Regions from separate parts of the Homo sapiens genome. Here regions 2 and 3 are each linked to region 1. A link is a contact called in ENCODE Hi-C or POLR2A ChIA-PET data. All regions are on one chromosome and are shown on one strand. The core of a region is the stretch at or near the end of the contact, and the rest is flanking DNA. Distances in the headings are between cores, read along the strand shown.

What was found. Hi-C counts contacts between places; a loop is a spot of excess contacts on that map. ChIA-PET counts read pairs that join two places held with the same protein, here RNA polymerase II (POLR2A). Pooled maps may share reads with other maps.
Region 2: a pooled map shows a loop between it and region 1 (31-fold over the local background). The contact joins the promoter of RAB4B here to the promoter of RELB in region 1. A Hi-C loop is called at or near these places in 4 of 50 pooled maps. POLR2A ChIA-PET finds 5 or more read pairs at or near these places in 2 of 52 experiments (WTC11 and activated CD4-positive, alpha-beta T cell).
Region 3: a map with no recorded cell type shows a loop between it and region 1 (5-fold over the local background). The contact joins the promoter of ARHGEF1 here to the promoter of RELB in region 1. A Hi-C loop is called at or near these places in 1 of 37 single-sample maps with no recorded cell type and 1 of 50 pooled maps. POLR2A ChIA-PET finds 5 or more read pairs at or near these places in 2 of 52 experiments (A673 and activated B cell).

The regions. Positions count from the first base shown.
Region 1 is chr19:44,999,909-45,003,001 of GRCh38, reverse strand. It overlaps RELB (RELB proto-oncogene, NF-kB subunit), which reads right to left and starts at 1,538. Exons shown (of 12, transcript NM_006509.4): 1 at 1,317-1,538; 2 at 6-53. The coding sequence starts at 1,422. RefSeq lists silencers at 705-984, 1,305-1,714.
Region 2 is chr19:40,776,587-40,779,679 of GRCh38, reverse strand. It overlaps RAB4B (RAB4B, member RAS oncogene family), which reads right to left and starts at 1,433. Exons shown (of 8, transcript NM_016154.5): 1 at 1,289-1,433. The coding sequence starts at 1,304. It overlaps MIA (MIA SH3 domain containing), which reads right to left. Exons shown (of 4, transcript NM_006533.4): 3 at 2,601-2,711; 4 at 2,190-2,283. The coding sequence ends at 2,260. MIA-RAB4B (MIA-RAB4B readthrough (NMD candidate)) reads right to left here. Exons shown (of 10, transcript NR_037775.1): 3 at 2,601-2,711. RAB4B-EGLN2 (RAB4B-EGLN2 readthrough (NMD candidate)) reads right to left here and starts at 1,461. Exons shown (of 12, transcript NR_037791.1): 1 at 1,289-1,461. RefSeq lists enhancers at 1-362, 1,250-1,319 and silencers at 1,380-1,619, 2,170-2,299.
Region 3 is chr19:41,881,934-41,885,026 of GRCh38, reverse strand. It overlaps ARHGEF1 (Rho guanine nucleotide exchange factor 1), which reads right to left and starts at 1,843. Exons shown (of 29, transcript NM_004706.4): 1 at 1,738-1,843. RefSeq lists an enhancer at 559-768 and silencers at 635-784, 1,649-2,158.

The sequences.
Region 1 (3,093 bases), core at 289-2,788:
CTCACCTGTGCTCCTGGAAACGGCGAGCGAGAGTGAGGAGAGGTCGGGGGACCCTGCAGAGAAGGAGAAACGTCTCAGGAGGTGATGGGGGGCAGCCAGAGGACCAGAGAATATCCCAAGGAAGCCCCACCCCTTCCTCTTCTAGCCCTTCCCCTCTGGATCAGGCCCCTCGCCCTGACTGCCCCCCTGCGTCTGGCCAGGCTTACCAGCTAAATCATGGACAGGTCCTGGCCTTTAGTTTCTGTGGTTCGCCCCACCCTTCATCACACTCAGGGCCCGCTCCTTTTCTCCCTTAAAGTTGGGCCTGGAGGGGACCCCATCTCAATCTCAGTTTAAAAAGTCCCCATCCCGCTGGGCACAAGGGCTCACACCTGTAATCCCAGCACTTTGAGAGGCCGAGGCGTGCGGATCACCTGAGGTCAGAAGTTCGAGGCCAGTCTGACCAGCATGGTGAAACCCCGTCTCTAGTAAAACTACAAAAATTAGCCGGGTGTGGTGGCGGGCACCTGTAATTCCAGCTACTCGGGGGGCTGAGGCAGGAGAACTGCTTGAGCCCGGGAGGCAGAGGTTGCAGTGAGCCTAGATCGTGCCACTGCACTCCAGCCTGGGCGACAGAGCGAGACTCCATCTCAAAAGAAAAAAACAAAAAACAAACAAAAAAAAACATCCTCCTGTCAGGGTCAGACCACTTTTAATTTTTTCAATGTCAAGGCTCCGCTTCTCCGTCTGGAGGCAAGCCCCACCCCCTCCTCATTCTCTGTGTCGGGCCCCGCCCTGCTTTTTTGGGTAACAGGCCCTTCCCCTCCACTCGGCCAGAGTCAGGCCCCGCCCCTTCCCCTTCTTTCGGCCAACTCAGGCCCCGCCCCCTTCCTGCCCTCACGGCCAGGCCCCGCCCCCTCACCCCTCAGCGTAGGGCCCTGCTTCCTTTTTTGAGTCAGGCCCGGCCCTCTTCTCATAGTCCGGGTCGGATCCCGCCCCTCTTCTCCCTCTCTGGGCCCGGCCCCGCCCCGATACCGCCCAAGAGCAGCTTTCGCTCCGCCTTCTCTGAGTCAGGCCACGCCCCCTTCTTTGCCTCAGGGTCAGGCCCCGCCCCCTCTCACTCTACAGCGGGACGCCTCGCTCGAACCTCGGGCCGTACCCCCTCATCACCCTCTGCCTTCTTCCTACGCCCTAATACAGTGTCTCAGGAACCCTCACTCTGCCCCCGCGAAACCCTTAGACTCCCATAGGAACCCCCAGACTACTCCGGGACCGCCAGAATCCCCGCATCTCCAGCCCCGCCCCAGACCCCTCTCCTGAACCCCAGCCCCGCTTACCTAAGGCCCCCAGCTCCGGCGCAGCCGGCGGTCTGGCGACGCGGCGACTCGGCATGGCCCGGCCAGTGGGGACGGACGGCCCAGAGGCTGGCCCAGACCGAAGCATGCACGCGGGCCGGCCGGGCGGCCGGGAGGCACGGTCTGGTGGACGATCGCGGGTCGGACGAGCGGCGCAAGGGCTGGGGCCGCAGGCCGGGCAGGACGCGCGGCGCCCGGGGCTGCGCGGGGCGCGGGGCCGGGCCGGGCGGGCGGCGGGCGGGGGCGGGGCGGCGGAATTCCCCGGCGCCGCCGGCCTGCGCGCCCATTGGTCTGCACCCCGCCGTGACGTCACGCCTGGGGAACGGGAAAACCCCCACGCGTCACGTGATCGCGGGGGCGGGGCCGGCCGGGAAAGGGAGGCTGGGCGCTCAGGAGGGGTTGGGCAGGCGTCGCTGCCCATTGCTCTGGACGAGACAACTGAGGCCTGCTTAGAGCCATCACGCCTTACCCATTGAGCAAGCCGGCAAACTGAGCCGCTCCCCGCTTTGGTCTCCCAGTGGGACTTGAACCTGCCGTTTCTCAGGCTGGAAGGGGAGCTTCAGGATCGAGAGGTTGGCAGGGCTCTACACCTGCCATCCATAATAATATTTCGGAAACCTCCAAGGTCTCGCTACACCTCAGTTTCCTCAACCGTAAATTGAGGATGAAGATATTTAAGGAACGTTTAAAGCTAGCGTGTCAGCTTCAGAATTTATGTTTTGTGCGTTGTTGTAACCCCAACGCCTAGACCAGCGCCTGGAACACCGTAGGTGCCCAATAAATGTTTATTGGAGGCCGGGCGCGGTGGTTCATGCCTGTAATCTCAGCACTTTGGGAGGCCGAGGCAGGCACATCACGAGGTCAGGATTTCGAGACCAGCCTGACCGACATGGTGAAATCCCATCTCTACTAAAAATACAAAAATTAGCTGGGCGTGTTGGTGTGCGCCTGTAATGCCAGCTACTCCGGAGGCTGAGGCAGGAGAATAGCTTGAACCTGGGAGGCGGAGGTTGCAGTGAGCTGAGATCGTGCCACTGCACTCCAGCCTGGGCAACAGAGCGAGACTCCCATCTCAAAAAAAAAAAAGTTTATTGGATGAATGCATGGATGTTTTATTTATTGGTTTGTTCCTCCCTGCAGCCCCTGAAAGTTACCCATAAATAGCCCAGACCACTTTGAGCTCAAAAGCTCAGTTATTCAGTCTGCGAATGGCAGCAGTGTAGCCTCCGTATACATCCTGAGCTGTGTGCCTAAACCCTGAGCTCATCCCTATCACCAGCGCCAGAAGCATATGATAGGATTATTGCAGAAGGGACTCAGGCTGAAAGAGGGGCAGCCATTTGGCTAGATCACATTCCTAAGCCTCTCATATTCCTGAGAACGACTAGGTGATCTATTAGGTTCTAAGTTGGATGCCAGGCGCTCTCAGACCACAGATGCAGGGTTTGTTGTCTTTCCTTTGCTTGTATAAAATTTGGGTGTTCTGGCTAGGCACGGTGGCTCACACCTGTAACCCCAATACTTTGGGAGGCCGAGGCAGGAGGATTGCTTGAGCCTGGGAGGTTGAGGCTGCAGTGAGCTGTGATGACGCTATTGCACTCCAGCCTGGGTGACAGAGTGAGACCTTGTCTCAAAAAGAAAAAGAAATAACTCTGTAAGTTGAATGTTCACAACAATTGTGTGAAGTATATGGTGTTATTGATCCCCACATAGCAGATGAGAAAACTGAAACCCGGCAAAATTAATTTCTCCAAGGTCA
Region 2 (3,093 bases), core at 184-2,683, 4.2 Mb after region 1:
CCTCCACCTCCCAGGTTCAAGCAATTCTCCTGCCTCAGCCTCCCGAGTAGCTGGGATTACAGGCATGCGCCACCACACTCAGCTAATTCTGTATTTTTAGTAGAGACGGGGTTTCTCCATGTTGGTCAGGCTGGTCTCAAACTCCCGACCTCAGGTGATCCGCCTGCCTCAGCCTCCCAAAGTGCTGGGATTACAGGCATGAGCCACCGCGCCCAGCCCACATGTGCAGGTTTGTTACATGGGTCAATTGTGTGTTGTTGTGGGCCAGGAACAGTTCTAAAGGTCTTTACTCACATCAACAGCTCACATCATCCTCAGGAAAACTCTATGAGGGAGGTAGACTAAAAATTATTCCCATTTTCCGGATGAGGTAACAGGCCAGAAAGGTTAACTGACTTGCCCAAAGTGACACAGCTGGGCAGAAGTGAGATTCAAACCTAGGCCAAGGGCTCCAGAGTCCCAGATCTTAGCTATTTTGTCGCTAAAGTCTCTTGAAAGCTATTTAAACAAGGACTACGATATAGCCCTTGTTCCTCTTCACCTCCTACCACCCTCTGACTCATTCACTCCACTATAGCTCCTGACCTTCAGTCTATTCCCTGAAAATGACAAGCTGGTTCTCACCTCAGGGTCTTTGCACTCTTCTCCCTTCTCTTCTATATTTGTTGAGTGAATGCGGCTCCCTCTGACTCCTAAACCTGCACTTCCCCTGCCTCCAATCACCACCTCCTATGGTGCATCCCTACTGATTTTCCACTTCCCGACCTCTCCTTCCCTCCCTCTGCCCAGAACCCGGCTCCATTCTCATGCATAAGTCCCACCCTTTGCCACTAAGTCCTGCCCCTAACTCAAGGACAGCCCATCCCCAAACCCATTCCAGAGCTCTCTCCAGCCAGATCAGCCCCAGGGTCCCGAGCTTCCATTCAGTGTTCCCTCTAGCCCATAAGCCCGACTCCTGCCATTCATGCAGTCAGCCCCGCCCCTTCACTCAGGCTCCGCCCAGATCCATTAAGGCCCACCTCTTCCCTCAGGGCCTCCCTGAACCCCTCAGGACCAGCTCCCTCAAATCCCGCCCCAGATCTATTTAACCCACGCACCAGACCCTCAGGCTCCACCTAAATCGATTAAGCTCAGCCTCAGACCCACTAAACCCCTCCCAGCATCCACTTAGGTCCTGCCTCCATCACACCAGACCCCGCCCCCTGATCTACAAAGCCCCGCCCATTCCCACAGGCCGCATCCTCCCTGGGCCCAGACCCAGGACCCCAGCTTCGTCCACCACCCTCACCGTAGGTCTCAGCCATGACTCGGTCGCGGCCGCTGAGGGCCGCAATATGGCGCCGCGGCCGCGCCTGCTCCTCGGCTGGCAGCCGCTCCACTCCGGCTACAGCCCCGGCTCCTTCCTACTCCCCGGGCCCGGCACCGCCACTTCCGCCTCCGCCCCCCTCCGGCGCGACCCGCTCCGGCAGCTGGATACCAGGCGACGCTTTCCGAAGGGCGGGATTGGCGGACTCGCGGGCAGGGGGCGGGACAAGAGGCGCGGATTGGTGGCGTGAGAAGGACCAAGCCCAAAGGGGCGGGGCCGAGCCCAGCGATTGGCTGAGCAAGTGGGAAGGGACGTGCAGAGCTGCTTAGCTGAGCCGAGGAACGGATTTAGTCTGGAGTACGGGGGGCAGAGTCGAGTCTCCGGATTGGATCGGAGCGGACTTGGGGGAGGGGATACAAATGCAAAGAAGGGGGCACGGGCAGGATTGACAGAAAGAGGCTGGAAGAGGAGCTGATCTTGAGCTGGCGGGAGCGATTACTGTTCTCAAAGGCGAAAAGGAGGAAAACTGGGCAGATAGGCGCAGGTTACTTCCCACCTCCCTTTCCAGATAATCTTCCAAGAAAACCTTTACTGTGCGATTTATATCCTCCGCGTAGTCCGATTGGCTCCCTCCCACTGGTCTAGAGAGGACACTACAATCCCCTAGTTGGGCTGCTTAGGTTTTCCTTTGCTTGTGTCCGAAACCTAAGCTTAGGAGCGCTCCTACTGCACAGGGCTTTCATCAGTGAAACTCTGCCTAGCAACCACTGACGTTACCACAGGCAGCGGGTTAATTGGTTAGATTCAGCAACCTAGAGAAACATTTCATTTGTACAGTCCCCACCCTACCCTACCCCACCCCAAAGACCACGGAGACGAGCCGTTTGCACTGGGCTGATTGTATTTGCATAAAGCCAAGGAGGGGAAACGGCAGGGCCAGCGGTAGGCTGAGCTCACTGGCAGTAGAAATCCCATTTCTGAAAAAGAGAAAGGGGAAACAGTGGAAAGAAAACCAGCGGTCACACCACAAAGGATCTAGTGGTTTTAGCAAAGGCTGCAGCTGCAGGGCCCAGGTCTGGCCACACAAGTGCTATGCAAATTAGCCTAGAGCCCTCTAATCTTTGCACCTCCCAACTGGACCCATTTTACTGGTGAGAAAATTGAGGCAGGGAAAGAATTTCTCCCAGCGCACATACCTAGGCTGCCAGGGAGCCAAGTGTGGGAGCATTTTTGCCCATCCCCACAACCTAAGGGTCCTCCCCCCACATTTCTTGCCAGCCCCCATGACACTCACGTCTGTCTTCACATCGACTTTGCCAGGTTTCAGGGTCTGGTCCTCTCGGACAATGCTACTGGGGAAATAGCCCAGGCGAGCAGCCAGATCTCCATAGTAATCTCCCTGAACCTGGGGAAGAGGAGTTAAAAGCTAGGGTCTGGGAAGATGGCAAGCTTGTGCCTGCTGAAGGCCTTTGCATTCTCCCTTCTCCCTGATCTCCACATAACTGCTCCATCCTTGTCATATGAATCTCAGCTTAAATGCCACCTGTTCAGAGGCCCTTTCTGAACACCCAAGTAAGTCTCTGTTAATTCTCACAGCAGCGCATATTTGCTTTTATTATTATTATTATTTTGGAAACAGGGTCTCATTGTGTCGCCCAGGTTGAGGTGCAGTAGCATGATCACGGCTCACTGCAGCCTCAACTTCTGGGATCAAGCAATCCTCCCACCTCAGCCTCCCGAGTAGCCGGGACCACAGACACATGCCATGAAGCCCAGTTAATTTTAAA
Region 3 (3,093 bases), core at 594-3,093, 3.1 Mb after region 1:
AGGTCTCAGGGTCTATAATGTGTTGAGCAGGTGACTCAGGGTCTCCAAGAACTTCTGGAGCCTTAAAGAACCTAAAAGAGTCGTTGGAATGTGTAACTCCCCAGATTCTATTTGACACACAGTGGGTCTAAAGGATCCAGGGATCATACAGGATCATGATTCTATAGGGACAGCTGCCAGTCTGTGGAACCTCTGGAGACTTAAAAGGGACTCAGAATTCCATAGGGGTGCGTGGTGGGTCCCGAGACCCATGGTCTATAGAGCCCCGGATTCTAGGGGATGCCACTGGTCTATGAGGACCCCACGTCTATAAGAAGCCAGTTCTCCATGGGGGGCTGGCAGGAACCTGGAGGGTCTGTAAGACTTTATACGGAATGAGGCGGGTCTACACGAGACCCAAATCTTACATGGACGTGGCGGGTCTTACGCGGGCCCTAAATCCTACGGGGGACGTGGCAGTGTGCACGGCCAGGGATGCCGGGGAGGACGTGCAGAGTCAGGGTCTGACACCCGCTGGGGACCGCGTCCCTCACCTGCTCCAGGTGGAAAGAGAAGCCATCGCCGCCACCGGAACCGAAGCCTCCGCGCTCGGGCTCCGCACTCTCCCCACCCCTGCCGCCGCGTCGCTCTAGCCGCCCTGAGTCCACCTTTGCGCCCAGCTCCACTCCTCCTGCCAGCCGCTCTAGCCCGGCTCCTGCCGGGCTCCGGCCCCGACGACTCTACTCCTCCCGCCGGCCGCTCTAGCGCTGTACTGCGCCACGCAGGCCAGATAGGGCCGCTCTGGCCTGTCTTGGAGGGCCAGCGTTTCCGTATCTCGACTGCCCCCGTCACTCCCCGGGCCCCGCCCCGCGCCCGGAGGTGCAGATGGGTCCAACTCCTCCCGAGTTCGATCGGAGATCTCCTAGTCACCCCAGCGCTGAGCACTCGGACGGCGGACTGGGGCTCCCCGTCCTATTAGTCTCCCCACTTAGGGGACCCGCTGAATTTCCAATCCTCGTACATCAATCCCCTCCGTCTCCCACCCCCAGCCCCTTCCTTTGGAACCGGAAAAGCAATAGTCTTGAGTTCCAGCACAACTTTCCCTCTGACATGCAGTGTAATCTGCAAAAAGTAATGACTTCTCTGTAGACCTCAGTCTTCCCATCCGTACAATGGGAGAAGGCCTCCAGCTCTCTCCCTACACCTGTCTCTCACGGTATAATTAATGACCTAGAAAAGAGCTTTCCGAAAACTCTTTCAAATGCACTCTGCAACTTTCAGCTTCACAGCGACCCTCGTCGTTGTTGTTATTGTTGTTTTTCATTTTTAGGTGGCCCTAAAGCATGCGGGGGTTGGAGGATGGCGCTTTGCGGAAAGCACGTGCGAGTTCAAATCCCAACTCCACACTTTCTCACGATGTGCGTTCCCTGGGACGAGTCGGTTTGGCTCCCCGGGCCTCGGTTTCCCCACCCGTACAATGGTAGTGATCGTCCGTTCTCCACTGAGCAGGTGGGAGGCCTTGGCCCCGGCCTCGCACCGTTCGTCCCCACCTATGGGGCACTCGTCAAGTGTGAGTTCTCCCCTCTTTGCTCCCTTTGACAGATGGGAAAACTGAGGCCCAAGGAGGGGCGGCCGCTGGTTCCGTGGGGTCCGAAGGGGGCCCCTCCGCTGCCGGCAGCGCCCCAGCCCCTCCCTCCTCCTCCCCACTTCCCCCAACAGCCGAGGGGAGGAGGCCGGGCGGGGCCGGGGACCGAGTACCTGGTGTCCGCGCGGAGGTGACCGGCGGGGCGCCCGAGGTCGGGCTCGGCGATCCCGGGCCCTGGGTCCCGGCTCCCGCTTCCTGGCTCTGGCGGGGCAGGAAGTCGGGGCGTTTTTCCGGAGGCCCCCGCCCCGCCGCCCCTCCCCGCTTCCTGCCCGCGCCCCGCGCCCGCCCGGCACCTCCGCTTCCTTCCCCTTCTCGCCGCTTGCCCGCCCCTCCTTTCCCCGCTGCGCCCGGGTCCCTGCGGGCACCGGCCCCCGCCCCGGCCGCGCCCGAGCTCTCCCCGGCTTTGTCCATCGGTCCGTCCGCCGGGCGCGGGCTCCGCGGGACTCGCATCTCCCGGCTGGGGTCACCTCCCCGGAGGTGCTGGGGGGCAAGCCCTGCTCCCCGTGCGCCCTAGACCGAGCCACGACCTCCCCGGCTTTCCGCGTCTGTGGTTCTCATGGTCTTGCGCCCTTCCTTCGCCTCTGTGGGTGTGCTCCCGCCTGCGTCTGCATCCCCTTCTCTGTCCCTCTGTCTTTCTCTACTGGGGTCTTTCCCTCCTTGGCCTCCACCTCTCCTCTCTGTCCCTCCATCACTTTCTCCCCGAAAGCCCTTCTCTACCCTCTCCAGCTCTCTCTGTATCTTTCTGCATCTCCGTCTCAGTCTCTGTCATTTCCCCAGCTGTTGCTGTGCCTGGGCCTCTTCGTGCCCATTTTCGGTTGCCCCTTCTCCCTTCTGTCTCTTCCTTTCCTTCTCGCTCTCTCTCTGTCCCTTTCTCTCCACGTCCCTGTCTCTCTCCCGGATTCCCAGGGTCTCATCATCTCTTCCTTCCCTTGCTCGTCCCCTTCATGATCCCTGGGTCTCAGCCTCTCTCCTCTCCCTTTCTCAGGAAATCCGTGTCTCTGTGCCTCTCTGTCATTGCCCCGGGATCTCCCTGCTATCCCCAGGTTAGGACCACAGACCCTCCAAAATGCCCCTTCTGTAAGTCAACGCATCGGGAAAAGGCTGCAGTCTGAATTCTGTACTAGCCCCAATCCACAAGATAGTCCCTGTGTTTCCAAGGCTTAAATACGCATAAAGTGGCTCATGCCTGTAATCCCAGCACTTTGGGAGGCCGAAGCATGGTGGATCACTTGAGGTCAGGAGTTCGAGACCAGCCCGGCCAACATGGCGAAACCCTGTCTCTACTAAAACAAAAATTAGCTGGGTGTGGTAGCACATGCCTGTCATCCCAGCTACTCGGGAGCCTGAGGTACAAGAATCGCTTGAGGTGGAGGTTGAAGTGGGCTGAGATTGCGCCACTGCACTCCAGCCTGGGCGACAGAGTCAGACTCTGCCTCAAAAAAAAAAAAAAAAAAAAAAAAAGCGGCCGG